Regions from separate parts of the Homo sapiens genome. Here region 2 is linked to region 1. The links are chromatin contacts, found by Hi-C or POLR2A ChIA-PET in ENCODE. All regions are on one chromosome and are shown on one strand. Each heading gives the region's core, a stretch centred on a gene start or an enhancer-like site at or near the end of the contact. The rest is flanking DNA. Distances are from core to core; before and after follow the strand shown.

Region 1 (4,697 bases), core at 763-3,262:
ATTTGCACCAGAATCATTTGAGATGCTTGTTAAAAATGTGGCTTTTGAGGCACTGCTCCCGGAGGTACTCATTCAGGAAATGGAATTCTTGTGTTCATAAAAATGAAGGCACAGGAATCTTCATTTTTTAACCAGCCCTCCCAGGTGACAGATGCAAGTAGTCTATAAATCAGGCTTTGGGAATCACTACTGAATGAAAACACCCTTTTCAGGGGTAATACTTCACAATGTGTTATTAGTTGGGAAACATCGGGCATCCATCCCACATAGCCTTGTTCTCATGAAATCTATTCTATAGCTGCTTATAATTGTGTTCTAAATTAGGTACTATCTCTATTAAAAATCACTTAATGTTTTGAGCTCCCATGTTGTTTAAGCCTGCTAAACATCAGCCACAGAAACACAATAAAGCAGCTTTAAAATGCCTGCCAAATGCTTAGATTACCTTGCAAGGCAAATGCCCACTGCTTAACTGGTCTAATGGCAGAAATCAGTCTGTTCAGTTCATTATAGGCCATTAAAATGGCTTCTCAAGTTGTAAGACCAGTGTTTCCACTATGAGAACTACATAGAGCGGTTGCAAGAATTGCAGACATCAATCTGGTTTATATTTTTAGCACGAATCCAATTTTGCTAGTCACACCGAAAGCCGAGTCTGTACCCTGTTAAACAGATAGGAAAGCAAGCTAACATAAAGTATGAAGCTAAAAGCATATATAAATCTATTTGCTTTGCAAAACTATCACATCAAATAGAATAAAATCAATTTAGAGCCAACCATTCTAAAAGATTACAAAAGTTAATTAGTAAACCTTGGGAAGTTGGTTTTTTGCCCCATGAGGTCTTCTGGGCCGAGAGCTTCATGTTGAATATCGGCGAAAGTAATTTCAATGACTAGGCATTCTCTGGCTATTGTAAAACCTCTTCTCCCTTTTTGTTGATGGGCTTCCAGGTATGAATTAGGAGCTCTGGAAGTGTTTTCCTATTCTAGCTCTTGAGAACTTGAGTTAAATCTGTGTAGTTGTTTATGTACCCCAAAGAGTAGCTTAGTGTTTAGTTAAAACACTCACAGTTCTGATGCCAACCACTGTGACACCAAGGCAGCCATTCAAAGTGCAGGGATAAGATGACTGTGTTATTGCTATATGCCTGTGAAGTTGTTGGAACAATATTGTAACAGGATCTTACTCTATCTCCTTGAATATCACCAATTTCTGACTCAGGAAACCCTTTTCTGTAGAGTAGAAAAGCGGTGACATCTGTTCTCTTTTCCACAACAACAACAACAAAGTAATAGAGTCTCACTCTTAAGAGACATCATCTTTATTTCCCAAACCTCACCTTATTCGTTAAGGCTTTTCATTTAATAAGAGGATTAATTGCTGAGTTTTTCTGGAGGGTTTTTCCTTGTTATCTTGGTAATACCCACCTCATTTATTCATTATATTCCTTTTATTGTATTCTTTCACTAGCGTATGGTCCTTATGCTAAATTATAATTAAATAGGCCTGTTAACCAAAATGTTTTTATTCATTAGATACACAGTAAACCATGTTTACCTCTCCTGGGTGATGTTTATGAAAACATAATTCAGTAAAACCGTTGCTGTTGTATCATCTCAAAAGGAATTTAATTTTAAAAACTCTTTATTTGAATGTTACTCATAGTTGCAGAAGTTTTAGTCCCAAGTCCCACTGGTTTTATTTGCCATCTTTTTCTGAATCCCTTCGAAGGTGGTGATCTCCTTGACCTGAAGCTCCTCAAGTACAGTCGCTCTTCATTTGTACGAGGCATTTTGGAGGCAGTTCAAGTATTCTTTTAAACTTTCTTTAGAGAATGTGGAGATTCTCATTCCCTTATGTTTTTACCTGCGAGTAAGTCACAGCTCAGAAACTTAAAAAAAAAAAAAATGCTGGGAGCATGCAAAGAGACATTCTTTTGATGGCCAAAACAGAAAAACTACATTTTTTAGAGCTCTCTGGTAGTCATCTTCCCCGCTTGTTACTGGGGAAGTACAAGTCTCTTTCAGTTCTGCAAAGGCCCCATGAGACTAGAATAAGCTATTTTGAAAAGAGAAGGGTGGCGTTATTTTAAACCAAGCCAAACTAAGGAGTGAACTTTCACACTTGAGCTGCCGCAAGGTAGCCATGTCTCTGATGCTGGGCCAGCAATAACTGTCAATCCGAGCTTCCTAACCTGGTTGGCAAATATTTCAATCTACATGGCAATCTGCATCTGCCTCCTTTCCTGCTGGACTTAAAGAGGTGGCGGAAATCGATAAATCCCTAAATTGGGGCAAAATAATTTGTTTTTCAATATTTTTTAACAGACTGGAACTAATTGAAACGTAATTGGTTAGAAATTGTTTTTATATGACAAACAGACTTGAAGAAATACAGCTGCACATATTCAACTGCCATCCTATGCATTTACCATTCTAATGTCTGTTTTACTAATATTTATCACAAAGCATAATTAGATTAAGACAGTAAGACCTCTAAAAAGTGACACATAATTACAGAGAAAAAGAAAATACTGAGTCATAAAGAATACATTTTTCCATTCAAGTGGATTCCACTGTCTTTATTAAAAACCAAAAGTATTCTTGAGTAAGATTTCACTATGATTGTATTTCCATTCAATACAACTGAAATGTATTGAATTGAATTGAATTGTATTGAATTGCAACTAAAGAAATATTGCAGTAAATGGCTTCTTGAAAATTCTGAAATTCCAAGAGAAATTGCTGTTTTCCATGCACTTTTTTTTAGGTGCTTTTACCTATGTGGGTGCATTTAATCTTCATGATACCTTATGTGGTGTAGTTGCTATCATCACACCTTCATTCTACAAACATGGAACCTCCTTTGGTTAGAGGCCACATAGCTAGTCCGTAGCAGACCTGGGTTATAACCCAGACAGTCTGACTGTAGTCTGTGCTTGGAACCATTACTCTAAAAGCTATTTTAATAGTTGAAGAAAGGTTAGTTAAAGACAACAGGTGTCAGTAGATAATTTTATCCTACAATATAAGTAATTTATAACTAGGAATAGCTGCTGTGCATCATGCTCCTACTTAAGTGCCTGGCTCTGTGCTAAGTGCTTTCTATACATTATTTTATTTCATTCTTAACATGCCCCTCTGACGTAAAGGATTTATTATCCTTGTTTTACCAATGATGTAACTGAGAATTAGACAAATTAAGTAATTTGCTGATGGTCGTGTAAACCTAGTGAGTAGCAGAACTGAAATTTAAACCAGATCTCTTCACTTCCTAAGATCATATGTGTAACCACTATTGCTGGGCTGCTTCCTCCATGTTAAGATTCATGCACCCAGCTGCAGTGTGGGTAATCTCAATGCTTTGAGAGGGTGAGGCAGGAGGATTGCTTGAAGCCAGAAATTCAGACCAGCCCTGAGCAACATAGTGACACGCTGTTTCTACAAAAAAATTAAAAATTAGCCAGGCATGGTAGCGCATGCCTGTAGTTTCAGCTACTTGGGAGGCTGAGGCTGGAGAAGCACTTGAGCATGAGTTTGAGGTTACAGTGAGCTAATGATGGCACCACTGCACTCCAGCCTGGACAGTGGAGTGAGATCTATCTCTTAAAAAAAAAAAATCGCACACTTGCGCCTAAGCAGCTTGTACCCTCTTTTGAAACGAAATTGTTGATAATGAAAAATGTTGATCAAGGAAAGCAGGTCAGGAAATGTTTAGGTTGACAATAATTGTGGTATTAAAATATAGCATGAAAATATTTCTGGTTGTCATTTTTATTTTTTTTATTTTTTTTTCCTCTTATTTTTTATTTATTTATTTATTTATTTTTTTATTTTTTTATTATACTTTAAGTTTTAGGGTACATGTGCACATTGTGCAGGTTAGTTACATATGTATACATGTGCCATGCTGGTGCGCTGCACCCACTAACTCGTCATCTAGCATTAGGTATATCTCCCAATGCTATCCCTCCCCCCTCCCCCCACCCCACCACAGTCCCCAGAGTGTGATATTCCCCTTCCTGTGTCCATGTGATCTCATTGTTCAATTCCCACCTATGAGTGAGAATATGCCGTGTTTGGTTTTTTGTTCTTGTGATAGTTTACTGAGAATGATGATTTCCAATTTCATCCATGTCCCTACAAAGGACACGAACTCATCATTTTTTATGGCTGCATAGTATTCCATGGTGTATATGTGCCACATTTTCTTAATCCAGTCTATCATTGTTGGACATTTGGGTTGGTTCCAAGTCTTTGCTATTGTGAATAATGCCGCAAATCTGTCAAGAAGCATATCTTTTACTCTGCTCCAGAGTGTACTGTAACATTATCCCAGAGTTTTGGCATTCTGATATAATCATATTTTGTCTGTAATTGGAAGACTATGTAGCTAAAATAACATTTTGCTTAGGAAGTTGAAATTCTAGAACAAGGATTTCATTTTTGTGTAGAGAAAGATTCATCACAGTGCATATTCAGCCAGAATTTGCGTAATGAAATTCTACCTTATAGTAGAGAGAAATAATGGTTGTCCAATTGAATAAACAATTTTTCTTGTTTTTTTCTTTCTGAGACACAGTCTCACTTTGTCACCGAGGCTGAAGTGCAGTGGTGCAATCATGGCTCACCGCAGCTTTGTCCTCCAAGGCTAAAGTGACCCACCTGCCTCAGCTTCCCAAGTAGCTGGGACTAC
Region 2 (4,697 bases), core at 832-3,331, 110 kb after region 1:
TTTTTTGACAGTCTCGCTCTGTTGCCCAGGCTGGAGTGCAGTGGCACGATCTCGGCTCACTGCAAGCTCCGCCTCCCGGGTTCATGCCATTCTCCTGCCTCAACCTCCCGAGTAGCTGGGACTACGGGTGCCCACCACCACGCCCAGCTAATTTTTTTGTGTTTTTAGTAGAGACGGGGTTTCACTGTGTTAGCCAGGATGGTCTCGATCTCCTGACCTTGTGATCTGCCCACCTTGGCCTCCCAAAGTGCTGGGATTACAGGCATGAGCCACCACGCCCAGCCAGTGAAAAGATCTTTAAAATTGGTGACAAAGAAGGGATTAGTCAATATATTTTGTTGGGATAATGCCTCATAACACCTACACAATAAATTCCTCAGATAAGTTAAATATGTAAATATGAAAAATTAAAAAGAGTTTAAAATAATCTAAGATTACATAATAAAAATAAAATATTGATAGATTTGACTAAAAAGGAAAAACGCATGTGTACACATATATATCACAGTGGACCCTTGAACGACACAGGGGTTGGGACGCTGACTCTGCTATGCAGTTGAAAATTTGCAAGTAACTTTTGACTACCCCCAAACTTAACTACTAATAGCCTACTATTGATCAGAATCTTAACTGATAACATAGACAATTAACACATATTTTGTATGTTATATATATTATATACAGTACTGTTACAATAAAATGAGTTAGAGGAAAGAAAATGTTATTAAGCAAATAACAAGGAAGAGAAAACATTTACTATTTATTACATGGAAGTGGATCATCATAAAGATCTTCATACTCGTCGTCTTGCAGTGAGTAGGCTGAGGAGGAGGAGGAGGAAGAGGAGAGTTGGTCTTGCTGTCTCAGGGGTGGCAGAGGCAGAAGAAAATCTGCATGTAAGTGGACCTGAGAGGTTCCAACACATGTTGTTCAAGGGTCAACTCTATAATCCATAAAACCAACTAAAAAATTAATACACCAATAGAAAAAAATAGGAATAGGTAACTCTTGAACAAAATTTTAAACCAGTATCTGAAAAATCTACATTATTTGTAATAAAAATAATTAAATACCATCTTCATTTATTCCATTGGAAAAGGTGAAAATTAGCAAGAATGCAAGGTCAGTTGTTCTCTTACACACTGCTAAGGGGAGTATAAAGTGGCACAACTTGCCCTGTCATATTATTCCCATTTTATAATTGAAAGTCCTGGAGTTTACAGGGTAACTCGCCTAAGGTTCCTTTGCTTGTAAAGGTAAAAGTGATTTGAATCCAATCTATCCAACTTTAAAGGGTACTAATGCAAGCCAAAAACATTAAAAATATTTCTACATTCTGACCCCAAAATAGCATTTCTAAGAATGTGCCTAAAGACATTAACAGAAATGAACACAAAGATGTGTGCCATAGCAATGGTCCGAATAGCAAATAAATTGGACAGATAAAATTTCCAGCAATAGGAATTGGCCAATGAATTACAGTAATTTATATTTAAAATAAAATACTATGTAGTAATCAAAAATTGTATCTAGACAAATAACTATGTAGAGAGAAACAGTCATGGATATGGTTAACTGCAAATAAATTTAAAATAGTATGATTCAGATTTGTGGAAAGAATAAAATAAAAGTAGAATGAAATGCTTGGTTACACAAAGGCTGGGAAAGCATATACTAGAAGGCAGAAGTGGCAATCTCTGTTTGGAGGAATTAATGTTTTTTGTTTGTAATCTGCCACTCTTAAATTTTTCTCAATGAAAGAATTTTATCTTAATATCAGAAAAGTTAGAGTTTTATAGAGAAAAGGTAAAAAGTGATATTTACGGATTATTGCTGGAGAGGCTTTTGGTCCATCTCTTCCAGAAGAGAAGATCAAAGGAGAGAGCACCCCTCCTCCCCAGGCAAATCCGATCAGTGGATGTGGTTCTGGTTCCTTTGTTTTATCTGAAAAATGGAAGATATCACCTACAAATCTGGAATCTTGGTTTCTCTTGAAAAATCAAAAGTTCTGGTGATACTGGGTTCATATTTCTGAATGGCAGCAACTGAGCAGTGGCTGCCCCATTGAAAGACAGCAAGACTGGGAGCCTCACAGTACACAGGAAGCATAAGGTAAGTTTGAAACAGGGTGGATCTCAGACAGCTAACGTTTGCACCTCTCAAAGGAAGAAGATTCTGACAAGTGTGACAAATACCCATGTATGTACATACATGTTTACCATAATATATCTTTGGAACATTTAATTCTTCCTTAGTTACCTTTTTTAAGCTCCTAGAAGAAATAACACTAACTAGAAAAAAAATTTCCTATATCAATCTTAAGGCAGATATAATAATAATGTATTAGAATTTAGACATTGAATTCAAAGTCAAGGACTCAAAGCTTTGCATCTCAGAAGGTTCTAGTGTCTTGAGGCTTCATTTTCTTTGTAGCTACATCATTGAACTAAAATGCACAAACCTTTATTTAGCAGACATTGGCTGAATGTAATTCTCGTTACATAGCTCAGTGTGTACGTGATAGTGCAGGTGATAGCTGAACATTTTATAGCTCTGAGTAGTGGCAAGAACTTACATTATTAAAATATTACAACTATTTTTTTGGAGTTACTCATTTGTTAGAACACATGAAAGGTGACTTCTGTATCCACCTATATTGCTCAGCTGGTAGAGTCAAGCTGGGCTCTCTTGATCTGTTAACACTAAGTGCTGGTCTGACTTTGTAGGCCTCTTCAGGAAGAAGGGGATGCAAGGTAGTGGATCTTCTTAATGCAGTGTGACTCAAAGTGAAACTTGGAAACACCCTTGCAGGGCGTGCGATGGGTGTGACTCGCTTCTTCAGTACCCTGCAGCTCAAACCCCTAGAGGGAGCATGCAGACGGGCAGGTCATGGGGAGCATGGGCTCCTACCCCATGGCAGCACCTAGGGTTGAGTGTTTACAGCTCCAGAAGCCCCAGTGGGAGTGTGTTACAGTGCAGTCTTTCAGCTTAGCCATCCGCAGGTGGCTTGTGTTAATCAGCTCAATTAGATCCTCTGCCTTATCGCAAGGACAGAGGGCTTTCTGTATCCCAAGGTTCTTGCCTTAATGTACCAGAAAAATTGAATCACATGTAGGCTTGGAGAATGGGTGCACAGTTTTATTGACTGGTGGAAGTAGCTCTCAGCAGATGGATGGGATCCACAAGGGGAATGGAATGGGAAGGCGGTCTTCCCCTGGAGTCAGGCCGCTCAGTGGCCTGACTCTCCTCCAACCACCCCCAGGCAAATTCTACGTGGTCCACATCATACTGCTGTTGATGTCCTGCCAGTCTGTCAGTGTATTCTGCCAGTGTGTTCCTCTTGATGTCCAGCCGCTTGTGTCTGTGCCCGCTAGGGTCTCAGGGTTTTTATAGGCAGAGGATGGGGGTGTGGCGGGCCAGAGTGCTTTTGGAAAATGCAACATTTGGGCGTGAAAACAGGAGTGCCTGTTCTCACTTACGTCCATGGGTACAGGCCTGAGGGTGGAGCCCTAGCCAGGGACCCCATTCTTCTCTACCCAGCACTTCCCTGCCCGCCTCCCGTATCAAAAGCAAAGCACAGATGGGAGGTGTGGAGACACAAAAAGGCATAGGACCCTGTGTTTCTCATGAGTGACAAATGCTCATGCTTCTGCCAGCCCTAGGTTCATGTGAGGACGGGCCAGAATGTTCAAACTTTTGTTTATGCAAAAGCACTCTATTTATTTATTATTATTATTATTATTATTATTATTATTATTATTATTTTTGAGATGGAGTCTCCCTTTGTCACCCAGGCTGGAGTGTAATGGCACGATCTCAGCTCACTGCAACTTCCACCTCCTGGGTTTAAGCGATTCTCCTGCCTCAGCCTCCTGAGTATCTGGGACTACAGGCACGTGCCACCACGCCCAGCTAAGTTTTTGTATTTTTAGTAGAGATGGGGTTTCACTGTGTTAGCCAGGATGATCTCGATCTCCTGACCTCATGAACCGCCTGCCTCGGCCTCCTAAAGTGCTGAGATTACAGGCATGAGTCACCACGCCCAGCCCGAAGCACTCTTTTTAGAGTTGGCCCAAAAGGTAAAATTCATACCAATTGGTAGGCTATAGTCCATCATTAAATATGAGTCTGTGTGTCTGAATTTGTGTGTATGTGTGTGTGTTAGAGAGAGATAAAGAGAGACAGACAGAGACAGAGAGCAGTACTGAGCAAGAGAGTGAGTGAGCATGGGGAAGAAAGTAAGGAGGAGAGGAAAAGGTTATGTGAATGATTAACAAGTAAAAAATAATGTTACTGAAACACCAGGGGTTCAGTTTAGGTCCTGCTATTTGCTGCACAGAAAGCCAACGACTGAGACAACAAGTATTGCCAAGGAAGAAGGCTTTAATCAGGTGCTGCAGTCCAGGAAATGGGAGCTCAGTCTCAAATCCATCTTCCTGATCAACTAAAATTAGAGGTTTATATAGCGGGGAAGAAATGTTAAATATGTATGGGAAAACAAGAATGTGGAAGGAGTAAGGGAGCAATTACAATGAATGAGAGGCTGGTATCTCATTGTCTGGATCTGGTGAGTTTCAAGCTTTAAAACCAGAAGGATTAATTTCTATATTTAAGAAAAACTGTCTATGGGACTACTGGATCAGTTTCAGTAAGATAGGCATATTAGAAATAAAGACTGTAAGGATTATAATAGCACA

Evidence for each region. A loop is a pair of places that touch in the nucleus more often than their neighbours do. ChIA-PET counts read pairs that join two places held with the same protein, here RNA polymerase II (POLR2A). Pooled maps may share reads with other maps.
Region 2: a loop to region 1 is called in a map with no recorded cell type, with 3 times the contacts of the local background. The contact joins the promoter of SAMD3 here to the enhancer-like site in region 1. A Hi-C loop is called at or near these places in 1 of 37 single-sample maps with no recorded cell type and 4 of 50 pooled maps. POLR2A ChIA-PET finds 5 or more read pairs at or near these places in 3 of 52 experiments (T-cell, activated T-cell and activated naive CD4-positive, alpha-beta T cell).

Annotation. Positions count from the first base shown.
Region 1 is chr6:130,113,144-130,117,840 of GRCh38, forward strand. The region is part of intron 19 of L3MBTL3 (L3MBTL histone methyl-lysine binding protein 3); the gene reads left to right. Among named protein-coding and RNA genes, the nearest start is that of L3MBTL3, 97 kb to the left of the region's middle. RefSeq lists an enhancer at 1,754-1,883. Within about 2 kb of position 2,013, at least 3 of the 41 ENCODE cell types and tissues checked have a DNase peak (open chromatin) inside an H3K27ac peak, as active enhancers do.
Region 2 is chr6:130,220,870-130,225,566 of GRCh38, forward strand. SAMD3 (sterile alpha motif domain containing 3) reads right to left here and starts at 2,082. Exons shown (of 12, transcript NM_001017373.4): 1 at 1,825-2,082. RefSeq lists an enhancer at 2,689-2,798.